Linked DNA regions of Homo sapiens: region 2 is linked to region 1. A link is an interaction called in ENCODE POLR2A ChIA-PET data of the cell type or tissue named here. Cell type or tissue: MCF 10A. All regions are shown on one strand. Links, peaks and the distances in the headings refer to the core of each region. The heading gives the core; the rest is flanking DNA. Region 1 overlaps JAZF1 (JAZF zinc finger 1). Region 2 overlaps JAZF1 (JAZF zinc finger 1).

Region 1 (5,382 bases), core at 202-5,201:
GCACAAGTCTAGCATCCCTTGGAACACAACATGACATCCATCGTGAACACAGTGCTTTACCAACACACAGTGACTGACTACAATCTAGCTAAAGACAAATGCCAGACATATATTTTTAAAAATAGGGTTATTCCCTTTAATGCTGCCATCTTAGGAGGATATATGTACTTACTCTACTGCACTGCCATTTTATTACTCAAAAACATTTTGGACTTCCTATTGAAAACACCTTTGGAAAATACCTGGACTTCTATGGAAGATCACTAAGGGTGGTAACTATCACTGAGGAGCCAAAGGCCATTTGTAGTCAAGTTTGGAGAATAATGTAGGTAATTCAGCTCCCAGAACCCCTTAAAGTAAAAACCACACAGCAAAAACTTACCCAAAACAAATAAGGTGAAGCTAAATAGAATCTCAGCCTTTCATGAGATTTGAAATTATCTTTGAAGGCCATGCCAAAAAAGCAGCTGAAAACATATTTTGAGCAATGGTAGAGTCATTGAAACAGGTCAGGTAAACATCCCCCAGTGTGGTACTTTTTAAAAAGACAACATTCATTTATTTTATTTCTCTAGAGACAGGGTCTCGTCCTGTTGCCCAGACTGGAGTGCAGTGGCAGTCATAGCTCATTGCAGCCTCTAACTCTTGGGCTCAAGTGATTCTCCCACCTCGTCCTCACAAGTAGCTGGGACTACAGGCATGGGTCACCGTGCCTCACTCATTTTATTTTTAATTTTTTTCTAGATACAGGCTCTTGCTATGTTGCCCAGCCTGGTCTCGAACTCCCAGCGTCAAGGGATCCTCTCGCCTCAGCCTCCCAAAGTGCTGGAATTACAGGCATGAGCCATGTGCCCAGCCCAAGGCCAATATTCATTTGGATGTTGTGTATTATGTGTCTTTTGCAGAGTAAGCAAAACACCCATCGGAGGAGTTCTTAAAAATCATGGCAGCCCCTCCTACAACTAGGAATCTATTGAGGTCACCTGGATGCAGATCACATTTCTTCTGGGAAGCCACTTGAATGATACCTCCGTAGTTACAAAGAAAGGTGTACTAAAAACCTTAGAAACCTCACCATGGCTAGCCTGGAGAGTCCCCTGTGGTATGCAGAGCTGAATACTTGGAAGGAAGTGAACCACTCTGCATGAATGATAAGGGAGTCCCCAAAGGGGAGTGATGTTATCATTAGGGCAGGCAGAGTGTGGACAGGCTCAAGACAGACAGGACATCTTAAGGACAGGCTCAAGATGGAGAGGAAGGCTGGTTTGGGAAGAGTATATGATGAGTTAGAAACTCCTTTGTAACCATCTTCCTGGACACAGTACTTGGGTTTGGGGAAATCTTGGCTGAGAGTACAATTATGAAACAAAGCTGTGAAGAGAGGCCCACATAAGGATCTACCATGGTGTGAGCCATAAATGGACCTGCAAACCCCCCAAATAGCAGCTAATCCTTGGAACTGGCAGGACATACCTTCAACAGCAACACTGTACAAGGGAGATGGTGAAAAAGAGCCATTCAGGTCCTGGCTCGCACTTTTTCCTTAACATCTATAAAGTAAGACTGACCTTTTTGACTCTGAGCAAACCACTGGGTTCTTGGGTAATTTGTGCATGTCAAGAAGACATCAGACTTTCTTCTAAGAACATACAGGTGCTCTACTAATTGGAAAAAGTCACCATATCAGCACTCTAGCCTATTTTGTCATCTCTCATTCATTGCCTTCAACGTATGAACACACTCCACAAATATTTGTCAATACAAATGTTGTGTGAATCTCACAACAAAGTCAGTGATGTAGACAAAAAGAATACTACAAGACTCATTTTACAGACAAGGACACTGAGGAATGGAGGCACTGAATGGCTGACAGACAGCACTTCTTTTGAACGAGGAGTTCAAGAATCCTCTCAGGCTGGGGCTCTTCCCAGTTCCTTCCATGTTGGGGATTGGAGGTATGGCAGAGTCCAAATGTAGTGGCAGGAGGCAACAAAGAGGTAAGGTTTCTAGAAGCAGGTATGTATTGACAGCATTGATATCATGACAACAGCAGCCTGGCCCTCTTCTTTAGGGGATTAGACCACATCACTGTAGATTCTCAGGGGACAGAACATCTCCCCGGGAGTTCTTCATTTGTATGGACAGACATACTCCTCCCTTCCATCTTCATGGTGTTGCCAGGGGCAAAAGAATGGGGTGAATTTTTTCTGCAAACTGATTCTGTTATCTTCTAGAAGTTGAGGAACAGGGAGAAGGGAGTAACTGAGTAGCCGAGGATGCACAGGAGATCCAGGAGCTGCTCTGTCTCCCCCTTCAGAGTTTCCCAGGATTCCCAGAGGCAGTGGCTCCAGCACTCTCGTGCTCAGCTGGGAGTCCCCTGTGGAGCCCCCATCCCAATTTCTTCCCTGCACTTCTATTTATAATATTTACTAAAGAAATGAACAAATAAACTCTCACTATTGGGAAGGTCACTTAGGAACATTAAGAGGATGGGCTGCGAAACCTTTCTGCTGTGATTTGAATCCCAGCTTGATCATCTACTCTCTGTGACAATGGACAAGTTTCTCAACATCTCTGTGCCTTAGTATCTTCATCTGTAAAATGAGGATAATAGTATCTTCCTTATAGTGTTGTTGTATGCATTAAATCATATAATAACTATAAAGTACTTATAGTTGTGTCTGGTATATAGTATTTAACAAGTAGTGAGATTTTAATGCCTCCCTCTGCTTTTTAAAGTAAACTATAAGCCTTTGTGGGCAAGGGCCTCATAGAATCATCAAGCTATATTTCTCATTTGAATAACATCTCACAAGAGATGTTTTTTATATTGCAATATAAAAATATAAAAAAGAACTATGAAGAGAAGTTACCAAAAAAATAATTCATAATGGTAGATATGGTAATGCTGTTTGGGTAAGGAGTTCTCAGCACCCTTTAAATCACCCCAAATGCTAATTAGTATCCTACAAGAAGGTCAGAGCAAATTCTAGAGGCAAGAATTTCTTCCCCAAATCAATTTTCAGGAACCCTATGATGAAAACGTCTCATTTTACATGTACTTGATAAAATGAAATAATAATTGAATCTACAAGGCCCACATGCAACATGAGGTCATATAACTTTACGTCAACATGTTTGTGTTTTATTTGAATAGTTCATTTGTATTTATTTAATTATATATTTACTGAAAAGCAACAGAGACTTGTACTAAATTGTGCCAAATGGTATGTGATGGCTATACTTAAAATGCTCAGATTATTTTGAACAGAGGGATTTATTTTCTTCTCATAGCTTTTGGAAGTCTGGGCCTATCTGGTTTCAGTTAGGCAATAGTCTTTGGCCAGCATTTTCTGGTACATTTGAAACTGTTGAACAATGAAAAGTAGAAACTTTTCATTGCCAGTGCAGCTTAAGCCTAATACAGATATAAACACATTTAATAGCACTTTATTTAGGTTCAGCTTTATTATTCTTAACTTTCATAGTAATTTTGAATCACATTGCATTAACAAATTTTTATTGGGTTTCCCAATGGAAAGCCAATTGCAGGCAAGGCCTTTTACGACTGGGATGTCGCAGTCAATCTTAGATTTGCCTTCTAACAAAGAAGAAAACACAATTCTTAAAAGCTTGCTTTTGTTAAGTTCTGATATAGTATGCTCTAAAGGACACTAATTCTTTGTTTTGTTCTTTGCTAGTGCCCATCTTAGGTATTGTGCAAGTACCCTTCTTAAACATTTTTGAGTTACAGCCTTCTAACAGAGCAAGCACATGGATGGAGCTGGAGGCCATTATCTTCAGCAAAGTAACGCATGAACATAAAACCAAATACTGCGTGTTCTCACTCATAAGTGGGAGCTAAATGATGAGAACACATGGACACATACAGGGGAATAACACACACTGGGGCCTGTCAGAGGGCGGAGGGTGGAAGGAGGGAGAGGATCAGGAAAAATAATTAATGGATGTTAGGCTTAGTACCTGGACGATGAAACAATTTGTACAACAAACCCCCATGACACTTTACCTATGTAGCAAATCTGCATATGTACATATGAAAATATGTACCCCTGGACTTAAAAGTTAAAAACAGAGGACATGGCAGTTGGTGACAGGAAGGGCATGGACGATGCTCACCTACAGGCTCAAAATCTAACCTGGGCAAGAGGGGCACGTTCAAGATTTGATTTAAACTGGCAACTCAGTTTTCTTGCAACTGAAAGTATTCTAAGCAACTTATCCCTCTGGACTCCTCTTCAAAACTAATAAATAAAGCAGTCTTCTAGGAGCCAGCTCCTTTAGAGGAGCTGCTATATTCTGGTTTCTGATTTATTTAGTGGTTAAAATATTTCCCTGTGATTTAGGGTAGGGTGGCTCCAGTGGGCAGGCAGCATTGCCCCGTGGCCTGTGGCATGCCCACAGCATATCGGGTGCTGTGGCCAGCAGGGGGAGGGAGCAGAAGTGGCGGCCACCCTGAAAGATCTGGTGGCCAGCAGGCCAGGGAGTGTGTCCAGCAGACCTGTGGAGGAGATCCAGGCTCACAGAATGAAGTGAGGGTCAGCCTGGAATCTTCAATGAAAACCTTCACTACAGGGTATAAGAACCACTTTTACTAAATAGTACCTTAACCACAAAGAAGTTACTTAGTTTGCCAGTTACAAGCACTTTAGCTTATTGACTGTAAGCAGAAGTTTGTAGGTAGAAGAGTACATACAGTACCTAAGAATGTGAGTTTAGGCATGAGCTGTGTGACTTTGGGCAAAAGACTTAACCTCTTGGGTGAAATTTCTCATGGGTAAAATGAGGTTTATCCCATCTGTACATGAGGGATGCTGTCAGGATTAAGTGATTAAGCTGTTGCAAAGCGCAGAGTGAAGCCAAATAATAAATGGCAGTATTATTATTCCTAAGACAGTATAATAGCAATTTTTAAAAATGCATGTAATATATGTGGGAAAAAAGCCTAGAAAGATATACCCCAAAATATCAACAGTGGTTATCTCTGGGGAGCAAAATTTTGGGAGAATTTATTTCCTTCTCTATCCCTTCCTCCATATTTTCTGCATTCTCTCTCTCTCTCTCTCTCTCTCCCCCTCTCTCCCTCCCTCCCTCTCTCTCTCTCTCTCTTTCTTTCTTTCTTTTTGAGACGGAGTCTTGCTCTGTCGCCCAGGCTGGAGTCCAGTGGTGCGATCTCGGCTCACTGCAAGCTCTGCCTCCCGGGTTCACACCATTCTCCTGCCTCAGCCCCCCGAGTAGCTGGGATTACAGGCACCTGCCACCACGCTCGGCTAATTTTTTGTATTTTTAGTAGAGACAGGGTTTCACTGTGTTAGCCAGGATGGTCTCAATCTCCTGACCTCATGATCCGCCCGCCTTGGC
Region 2 (5,382 bases), core at 243-5,242, 54 kb before region 1:
GATGATCACAATCTTTAGCCAACCTCCCATTTGTCAGCTCAAGTCTATTAACTGTTTCTTCCCTTGCTTTGTTTTGCTCTATAAGGAGAATACCACTTTTCATCTCAGAACAAACCAACGATATGTCATCCACAGATGTCCTAATGGGATAATCCATGTGTCACAGACAATAAGGAAAGTACTTTCCAGTTAGCTAAATAAGGATTAATGAACAGATACTCAGCAAACCTTCGGGGGAGACACAGACAACCTCTGCAATGGGTAGTGTCATCAATGTCCAAGAAGCCTGCACAGTATGCATTTGTAAATGGCCATTTCAAACTGCTTCAGGGGCAAAATTTTCAAGTTTGTGCATCCAAGAGAAATGTTTTCTATGTCTATATTTTTCTAAAAAGTGAAGGTTTAGAAAAACATGCTTCGAATGTTAATTATATGATGATCCCAATCTTTTGGGGTGGGTTCTAGAATTAGAAGCGTGTGAAGGGTATATGGTTCAAGTGGGCAGAACTTTTTCTGCCTCAGCCGACTGTCACACGAGAACTGTCAAGGATGGAAGGTGGGGAGACACACATGTCAAGGATGGAAGGCTGGGAGAAAGTGGTGGTACTATCTGTGGCATGTGCTCCGTTCAGCGGGGCTCACTTCAGAAAATGCAGCTGAAACACTTCTGAGGTGCTAAAGCAAATTGTTATAATGTCACTGCCTATGGTGCTGTTGAGGCTTTATAGCCACAGAGCGCCCATAGTCTCTGGAAGTCATTCTGCATTCTCACATAAACTCGTCCCCGCCAGCAAGCTCCATTCTCCACAGAAAAAGGCCTTTCAATAATGAACAGCCGTCTGTTCCACAGAGCACAGGAAAAACATGATAAACCAAGTCACACAGCCTTGGCTGTAAACATATTCTTACACAAGATTTCTCCAACTCCATATAAAGAAAAAAACAAGCTATTAACCACTTGCAGAACAACAACAAAAAATGCATTGGGTTTCCTGCAATTAAGCTGCAATGTTTTACAGTGCAATTTTATTTATAACTGAAAAAGAGTAAATAAGTAAATATATAAAACGTCGAACAGACCCCTCCCGCCAAAGGCTTTTTCTGCAAATTAACTTAGCAGTAATAAAACCTGTGCCAGCTGGAATCCTTCCCCTGTGCTCTGTGGCAAGGGCAGCCCACGCGGGTATACGGCTGAGAAAAAACACAGTAGGGCATTTTCTACCTTCAGCCAGGGGATGTTAACTCAACTTTGGCAAGTGTTTAAAGATTTCTCTCTCCACATGTTCAAGAAAGAATTAAAAACAGTTGAACTGGGGAAAATGAACATCTGTTACTTACTTACACTCACAACCACAATGAAAAACATTCACAATTAAAGCGATTTTGCTTCCCTGCTAGTTGCAGCTGTAATCTTGGGTTAAAAATATAAATGCGGAGGCTCCTTATTGTCTTTGGGGCTTTCTTCTTCAGGCTGCTTGTAAAAAAGGTAGTTTACTTGGGTTCGATTTTTTTTTTCCCATTGGAATAACAATATCAGGAAACAGGTCTGCATAAAAAGATAGGGGATGGCAACAAAAAGTACCTACGCAACGGAGCCTTGTTTTATGAAGCTATGAACCAGTAGTCAATAAGTGTTTTATATTTGGGAGTTAAATACACTTTACAGCTGTGTAAAAAACCAGAGCCATTTTGGGCCAAACATAAACATTCCAGCGTCTACAAAGTTTACTTATATTAAGCGACGGGGTAGGTTTCTATCAACTGGGAGGGATTTGTGCGTTATGCATGACAGCACTGAAAAGCTTCCACATCAAGTCATTTCCCGTCCAACATGCAGAAATTTCATCAAGAAAATCAAATCTATTTCCGACAAGGTCTTCATACTTCCACCCAGGCTAATGAAATAACCTCCTAACTGATATGCCAGGATCTAGTCTCTTGGCCCTCCAATCCATCCTCTTTCTGGCTGCCACATTCAACCTTCCTCCAAATAGCTGCAATCCATATCGCTCTTCTTTGATTGCATTAGTTACTTTGCTTATTAAAAGTGGCTCCACTGCCAACTCTATTAAACACAAATTCCTTAGCGTGGCATTTAAGGTCCTTATATCTATGCATATGCTTCCCGAACCCAACACACCAGTTCACTGGTGTGGAATGGGTCCCCAACCATCCCCTGGCTGGCTGTCTAGGTTTTTCTGGCTTGAAATACACAACACTCAGCCCACCCTCTACCCTTTCCTGCACTCATTCTTGAAAACCTCTCAAATGCTACTTTCCCCCGGTCATTGTTAACTGAATTGTTGCCAGTAGATGTGCCTACTACCCCTTTTAACCATGATAGCGGTTCACTGAAGGCACTGAGGTTGAGTCTCCTAGGAGCTTTATTTACACCTTGTCTTCCTCTGTGACTTCACTGCCATCTCTCTGAGCGTGGCTCATCTTTGCATCCCCTCCAGCACTCAGTGCTGGGTCTTCGAGGAACAGCCATTAGAGCCAGTTGCCTGTCTCTCTTCTAGAGAGTTGGTGGAACATTTCCTGACTCCACTCTGATATGCTGCTGAGAAGGTAGACTGAGACACTCTGATGCAATTATTATATGGACTAAAAACATCAGACTTCCACCAGGATCATGTATAATTCAGTCAAACAGATTTGCCAGGCGTGGGTTCTAATTGGAATGGCAATCATAAGCAGTCTTTCTCCTTGGTCAGGCCAAGAAGGAATTAATTTGTAACTCATTAACATTTATTTGGAGGAATCTTAAACCATGGTGGGAATGAGTTCATCTCCAGCTGGGCGCAGGGCCTTGCTGCTGAAGGTCCAAGGTCACTGCCCAGGAAGGCTGGCTCAGCCTTGGAATGTGTCCATGGGCTCGTGCCAGCCCTGGCCCTGATCCCACACCACAGAACCCATGTGGCTGAAGGAGCTGAGGCTGGGAAAATCCCCAGGGAGGGGGCAGAAGACTGTTACGTCCTTAGCAGAACATGAGGCTTTTTCTGAGGTTCTGGAAAATAAGTCTGGACAGTTTTCTTTCAAAGTGGTATGGTTCAGCACACCTCTGCCCTCCTTTGCCACCCCCTCAGGAACAAAAACCAGAAGTGCAGAGGGAGCTGTCATGTTATTCCTGGCCCAACGAGAGCAGGAAGTGCCATAAATCTCTCAAGACAGCCTAGGCTCATGGGATTTCCAGAACCAATCTGTCGATTTATGAGAATCAGATCATTCAGACAGACATCCGAACCTTAGATCCTTATGAAAAAACATTAACATACAGGACATTCCTGTCACTTAGGAAAACATTATTCTTTCAAAGTTCCTCCCATAGAACACATCTAACATCTAGGAGAAAAGAGCAAAGAAGCATGGCCTGAATCAGGCCAACCACTGAACCTTTAATCGAGATCCTTATCTGGGGAAATCGCTAGCAGCCTGCTGGACAATGATCAATGAGGGCTGGCTTGGCGTGGCACTGCCTTGGGCCCTGGGTGGGAAGGCTGGTCAATAGCCTTTGGGATCATCAAGCCTGGCCCCAGAAAACAGAAAACAAAGCAGTGGCTTGCAAACACTACCTACAGATGATGTTGGACCGGCAGTGCTGGAGCGCCGGGAGCTGCAGAAAAGACCCGAGGTCCAGGCTCTATCCCTTGGAATTTGACTTGCTAGATTTGGGGTAGGTCCCAGAGAGCCGTATTTTGAAGGTCACTGGGAAAAGCTTGGGAACTATTGAAATACCATATATTGTGACAGAGGCGGTCAGTGATTTAAGACCATGTCTTGATTCTAAAAGATAGTCCTTGACTGTAGGCTGCCCCTGAAAACCTGCTTGTCTCCCATCCGTGCAAGAAATGGCCCAGCCTCCACTCGGCTGCCTGGGAGTCTTTCTCTCTCGCTTTCTCTTCCAGCCTCATCCAACTCCCATCGGCTCTACTCCAAAACATTCCGAGTTCATCCGCACTTCCCTGCTCTGTGATCCTCGTCCCAGCCTTACATCACTTTCCTCTTTCCTCGGCACAGCTGGAATAGAGTCCCTCTTTTAGCCATTTTTACAGCCCCAATCCCAGCAGTCATTGGTCAGTCAGAATAACCTTTTAAAAATGTGAAGCAAACCATGACATTCCCCTGTTTAAAACCCTCCCTTAACTTCCCCTCAACGTAGCAAAAAGTGCCAACTCCTGTCATCTGGGCATGTTTCCCCCACCCCACCCACCAGACCTAGCTAGCCTCACACTCCTGTTTTTTCTCTTCATCTAAGAGGTACTCATCCTTAAAGCTCAGACTGGGCATCATTGCTTCCAAGAGGTCTCCTGACTCTTCATCCAAGTCTGGGCTAGGCAGGTGCCTGCCCTGCATGGGCTCTGAGCTCGTCCCTATCAGAGAACTGTCCACCCCATGTGAATCTTACCATCTGTCTCCCCACTAGTCTCTGGGATACTGGGGTTATGTCTTTTATCTCTGTACATTCATTAGGTACACAGTAAGCACTCAGATGTTTGTTCAGTATATTAACCAGACCTATCCTAGTTATACCTGGAAAACTAGTAATTATCCTAGGAGCTAAAATGAATGTTATGGAAGGACACACAAAGGAATCACATTTCCTATATTTCCAGTCATTCCTAAGTCCTCAGAGGCAGCAGAGGAGAGCACTCAGGAGTCTGCTTTGCAGCAAGGCAGCCCTGGGTTAAGATCCAGGCACCAAAACTTCCTAGCAGTGTGGCCTGGGGCATGTTACCTAATGTCTCTTACCTTCTGGTCTACATTTGCATAGAAAATGGGTGTGTGAATGACCTGGTTAGCCAAGTGCCCAGTACATCCTGGGTGTCCCCGCATGGTAACTCACAGCGTTGTTCTTACTCCTTTAGGGGGCTAACCCTCTAATGCCTCTGGCCAAGGTGGGGTGGAAGGGACAGAGGGTCTCTCTTCAACCTGCTTCCAGAACTGTTTTATCTAATACAGCATAATTCCTGATTTGTTTTCCTCTTTAGGTAATCTTGATTTTTGGTATTTCTGAAAAGTCAACTCTACTGGACTCTAGAATAGCTTTGGTCATCTGTTTCCACCTTGACTCTTGGGAGAGCATCTGATAGGACCTCGAGGGGCATACCATCCCTTTCTGCCCTTCTCCCTCCAGAGTGCACGTTTCCATTTTCCAGTCCCATTAACACCACCGTTATCACAACTGCTAGGATTTTGCTAAGTACTTAAAGCAGAAAGAGGCCTGGATTAGAATTCTGAATCCTTTTAATCTCTCTCTAGGTAAGTTTTGCCAGCCTAGTTTCTTAAAATGTCAAGTATTAAACTGCTTTTATCTCACTAATTAATAATTAGCTTTGGCAAGCAAGAAAGTAAAAGGCATGGCTGGATCTTTCTCAAAAATAA

The links. Peaks named below come from ENCODE experiments on the same cell type or tissue, not always from the same donor. Only the 100,000 strongest peaks of a DNase experiment are listed, where the experiment ranks them.
Region 2: POLR2A ChIA-PET joins it to region 1 with 5 read pairs; 5 of 35 experiments call an interaction of 5 or more read pairs at or near these places.

What each region holds. Positions count from the first base shown.
Region 1 is chr7:27,924,868-27,930,249 of GRCh38, forward strand. All of the region lies in intron 2 of JAZF1 (JAZF zinc finger 1), which reads right to left. Among named protein-coding and RNA genes, the nearest start is that of TAX1BP1-AS1, 190 kb to the left of the region's middle. In MCF 10A, for the core only: no CTCF peak of the experiment used is centred there; no DNase peak of the experiment used is centred there.
Region 2 is chr7:27,871,315-27,876,696 of GRCh38, forward strand. All of the region lies in intron 3 of JAZF1 (JAZF zinc finger 1), which reads right to left. Among named protein-coding and RNA genes, the nearest start is that of TAX1BP1-AS1, 130 kb to the left of the region's middle. In MCF 10A, for the core only: no CTCF peak of the experiment used is centred there; a DNase peak (open chromatin) is centred at 2,917.